2 separate regions of the Homo sapiens genome follow, and region 1 is linked to region 2. The links are chromatin loops, found by intact Hi-C in ENCODE. Cell type or tissue: PC-3. All regions are shown on one strand. Region 1 has its middle 6.7 kb from the start of AK4. Region 2 overlaps JAK1 (Janus kinase 1).

Region 1 (2,500 bases), 260 kb after region 2:
GACACCTCTAAAGGGTCTGTGCTGAGGAGGATTAGTATAAGAGGAAGGCATGCCTCTTTGCAGTTGAGACAAGAGGAAGGCATCTGTCTCCTGCCCGTCCCTGGGCAATGGAATGTCTCGGTATAAAACCCGATTGTATGTTCCATCTACTGAGATAGGGGAAAACCACCTTAGGGCTGGAGGTGGGACATGCGGGCAACAACACTGCTCTGTAAGGCATTGAGATGTTTATGTGTATGCATATCTAAAGCACAGCACTTAATTCTTTACCTTGTCTATGATGCAGAGACCCTTGTTCACGTTTATCTGCTGACCTTCTCTCCACTATTATCCTATGACCCTGCCACATCCCCCTCTCCGAGAAACACCCAAGAATGATCAATAAATACTAAGGGAACTCAGAGGCTGGCGGGATCCTCCGTATGCTGAACGCTGGTACCCTGGGCCCCCTTATTTCTTTCTCTATACTTTGTCTCTGTGTCTTTTTCTTTTCCAAAGTCTCTCGTTCCACCTAACAAGAAACACCCACAGGTGTGGAGGGGCAACCCACCCCTTCACCCATCTCTACTAAAAATACAAAAATTAGGCCCGGCACGGTGACTCACGCCTGTAATCCCTGCACTTTGGGAGGCAGAGGCAGGTGGATCATTTGAGGTCAGGAATTCGAGACCAGTCTGGCCAACATGGTGAAACCCCATCTCTAAAAAAGATACAAAAAATTAGCCAGGCGTGATGGCAGCCGCCTGTAATCCCAGCTACTTGGGAGGCTGAGACAGGAGAATTGCTTGAATCCAGGAGGCGGAGGTTGCAGTGAGCTGAGATCGCACCACTGTACTCCAGATGGGGCGACAGAGCAAGGCTGTGTCTCAAATATAAGTAAATAAATAAAATAAAAAATAAAAATACAAAAATTGGCCAGGTGTGGTGGCAGGCGCCTGTATTCCCAGCTACTTGGGAGACTGAGACAGGAGAATTGCTTCAACCTGGGAGGCAGAGGTTGCAGTGAGTCGAGATCGCGCCACTGCATTCCAGCCTGGGCAACAGAGTAAGACTCCATCTCAAAAAAAAATTTTTTTTCCTTTAAAATTATTATATCTCTATTTATCTACCTATATCTTAGAGATTCCCCGGCACATAGTAATTACTCAATACACACTAATTATCATCTTCTGCTCTTAACAGAAGCCCAAACTTAGAAGTCTCTCCTAAGTGGGATCCCCTTTCCTTACCCAGCCTTGAGGAGCTACGCTTGGACAGAATAAACTTAGTATTCAGTTTCAGCCCCTTCATCCAGCTGGAGCAGGAAGAAAGCTGTACTTCCTCTGGCAGTTAACTTTGCACAGAGGAAAGACACGCCCAAACACATCTGATCTCCAGGCATGCCTACAAATCCCAAGGCAGCTTCTAGAAGGAATTCTCCTATTGATTGTGGTTGGGAACGTGGAGTGAAGAATGTGAATGACACAGTCCTGTCCATCCCCACTACCAGACGTACAAATTGGAGCAAAGTTTTGAGCAAGACATCATCATTATATCATTATGTTTGAGGGAAGAACATAAGAGATTGTTAAACTGCTTTCTAGTGTTTCAAGGTGAAAAGACCAAGGGTGGGAGTTCCACATCTTCCTGAGAGCCTGCCTCTATCATATGCTGTTATTCTAGGAATGATCTGTAGTCTGTTGCTCATGGAGAATAGTGGGCCATACCAGGTAAACTTAGAAGAATGTTGATTTCTTTCCTTCTAGTTTTCTTTTGTTAACAGCTTGGGAGCTTTTTTCTTTTCTTTTTATCTGAGAGGGCAGGGCTGTAAAATAAGTGCTGCTGCCTTTTCAAACCCTGTTAAGATGTTACAGGTTAATAACCATGTGGGCTGGTAAAATTGGGGCTAAGATGATTCTTTCACTTGTAAGAATGTATGAGGTCACACATAATACCATGTTAGTCCTTTATACACCATTTATTCTTCTTTCAGCAAAATCTTTTGGCTTTTTGAGTATTTATTGAGTGCCTACAGAGAGAAAGGAACAGCACATGCTGGGACAGGTATCTTATTACTCCTTCCCATTATTTTCTTTTCTGAATCTTTGCACATATAAGCCACTAGCCTTTCTGTTGTCTTTCCAGAGATGCTTCACAGAAGACAAAGAGAGACATAACTCTATCCACTCATTCATGCAGCAGTCCGTCTTTTAACAATGTTTGCTTAATATTCACCATGTGCTGCATTTTTACTAAGCTGCGTGGAAACCATGGTAAAAAAGATGAAGCCACTATGTTAAAGGAGCATACAGTCTTCATCAAATACAACAGAAATAAACATGAAATTGTGATACATGACAATGATGGAGAGATGTGGTAGCTGGAACAATGGGGGTTTGAATTTAGAGGTGAGGTCAGTGTCGTGCCTGTGAACTGTGGTTCGGGTGATATTTTTAATCATAGCATTACAAAAATCTGGTGAGTCATATTAAATTAAGTTTCAAAGGTATACTTCGAGGTA
Region 2 (2,500 bases):
GATTATGAAGTCACTCACTTCTACGCCCATGATTAAAATTTTATGAACCTGAAACATAGGCAGGTTGGGGGGAGAATGACTGCCAATAATCAGCTATTACTGATATTTTCATAAGCAGCCAGGCCTCAAACTAAGATGAGGTAAACTTAAATGACAAAAAACCTGGGAGAATATGAGGTAATAGGCACTTGTTTCCCAAATCGGACATCTGCAGTGAGACTGACACTGACAGGGCCCCCTCCCTGGCCCAGCACACCCAGGCGGGGACTCTCTCCAACGCAGACACTGAGTTAAGAAGCTACAGATACCTTGGCAGCTATCTAGTGCTCTCCTGAACACCTCAATCCATGCTTCTCAAGCAATATGAACAGTTACCCTTCAGAAGTTATAGTCTTTCTTATAAACCGAGAATATGGAGTTAAACTGTAAAGGGAAGTTTTCCTTGGGAACATAGGCAAATGGCTTTTGGATTCAGTATTATTAGGACAAATAATTCAAATATGCTATAGATTTTCATTCATAAAGTGGCTTTTGTGGACTGGGCTGGAAACCCAGCCTTTCTTTATGCATATCCACATTTGAATGTGCACCAACACTTACATATCTGAAGTGTAACTTATTTTAACCATGGAACTGTCTGTAATTCTAACACAGGTCTGATTCTAACAGTATTACTACCCATAAACAGAAAGATCAAAGACATATCTCTTTATATAAAAGTACTGAGTAGTAAAACAATAATACTAACATTTACTGAGGGCTAAGTGTCAGGCATCAGGCAAACAGACTCTAAATTTATTATCTTGGCCGGGCAAAGTGGCTCAGGCCTATAATATTCTCAGCACTGTGGGAGGCCCAGGCAGGCAGATCGCTTGAAGTCAGGAGTTCAAGACCAGCCTGGCCAACATGGTGAAACCCCACAGCCAGGCGTGGTGGTGTGCACCTGTAATCCCAGCTATTCGGGAGGCTAAGGCAGGAGAATCGCTTGAACCTGGGAGGTGGAGGTAGTAGTGAGCCAAGATCATGCCACTGCACTCCTAGGTGACAGAGAAAGACTCTGTCTCAAACAAACAAACAAACAAATAAATAAATAAATAAATAATTTTTTGGCTGAGTTTGGTGGCTCACACCTGTAATCCCAAAACTTCAGGAGGCTAAAGCAGGAGGATCACTTGAGGTCAAGAGTTCGACACCAGCCTGGGCAACATATCAAGACCTCCATAAATAATAAAAATGAGCCAGGCATGGTGGCACATGCCTGTAGTCATAGTTACTTGGGAGGCTAAGACTGGAGGACCTTTTGAGCCCAGGAGGTCACAGTTATAGTGAGCTATGATGGAACCACTGCACTCCAGTCTAGGGGACAGAGCAAGACCCCATCTCTAAAAAATATTAAAATTTTAAATTTAAAAAAAAGTATTACCCTTTAATCCTCCTAATATCTAATGAGGTAAATACTATTTTGACCATCTTGCAGACAAAGAATCTGTGGTCTCCTGAGATTTAGTATGATTCAAGGTTACTCATCTAGTAAAATGCAGAGCTGAGAATCAAACCAAGACACAGCTACTGAGGGGGTGAATCAATGAGAACTAAACAAAACTTTACCCCACAGAGGTGAAAAACAGGAAAGAAAACAATACTGCCCTCAAACATCACTTTCTGTAGTAACAGTGAGAGCTACAAGAACCTGTGGCATTCAGTATGTATTTCTGAAATTGATGAGTTTCTGCAATATTCTGTTGAGCCAGTTACAGAAGAGACACCACTCATTTTCTATAAGGTAGGCTAGAAACCGACACCCCAAACTGGCTGACCCTAAGCCCAGAGTTATAGGAGGTCCAGCGACTGTGTCCATCCTCAGACTCACAGGCTCTCTCCTCTCATCTCTTTCCCAGCAGCTCCTTGGTCCCTCATTAACAGCAGCCCAATGACTCTGCAACAATGACCTTTGCTTACAAACTGAGTGAGGTTTATACCTGCTGTGCTGATGGCAAGAAGCTTGGCGAAGAGAATAAACAATATAAACCAAATCTCAAGGGGAAAGGGAGAAAACAAAAAAACAAAGCCTTAAAAAAAACTTTAGAACCACTGATTTACATCTAGGTGTTCTGATAATTACAAACACACTTAAAGCTGCTGTCTAAAGATGGTTATTTGTACACATTGCGGCCTAGTCAAAATAACTTGACAATATTACTGGATTTTTCCCACTAATAATCTATACACCTCAGCCCATTTTATTCTGTGTCAGGTTTAGTCAGTAAGAGCCTACTACGCTCTTCCCCATACCATAAGCCTCTCCCCTTTTCCTGAAACTCTGGTGTGTGAAGATTTTAGGCAGAAAGACAAATATCAGAAAGAAGGTAGGTTTTCTAAACAAGCTGTACTACTAACAAGATAAGCAATTCTTAAAATAACCAACCTATCCCCTCAGAGTTGTTCTGAGGGTTAAAGGTGGGATAAGTAAAGTAGGGATCAGGCTGTACGGCATCATAAA

What was found. A loop is a pair of places that touch in the nucleus more often than their neighbours do. Peaks named below come from ENCODE experiments on the same cell type or tissue, not always from the same donor. Only the 100,000 strongest peaks of a DNase experiment are listed, where the experiment ranks them.
Region 1: a loop joins it to region 2, with 4 times the contacts of the local background. A loop is called at or near these places in 1 of 110 quality-filtered maps.

What each region holds. Positions count from the first base shown.
Region 1 is chr1:65,140,206-65,142,705 of GRCh38, forward strand. No RefSeq gene overlaps it. Among named protein-coding and RNA genes, the nearest start is that of AK4, 6.7 kb to the right of the region's middle. RefSeq lists an enhancer at 1-124. In PC-3, no CTCF peak of the experiment used is centred here; a DNase peak (open chromatin) is centred at 1,396.
Region 2 is chr1:64,879,879-64,882,378 of GRCh38, forward strand. All of the region lies in intron 3 of JAK1 (Janus kinase 1), which reads right to left. Among named protein-coding and RNA genes, the nearest start is that of JAK1, 85 kb to the right of the region's middle. In PC-3, no CTCF peak of the experiment used is centred here; a DNase peak (open chromatin) is centred at 1,543; H3K27ac peaks cover 873 bases.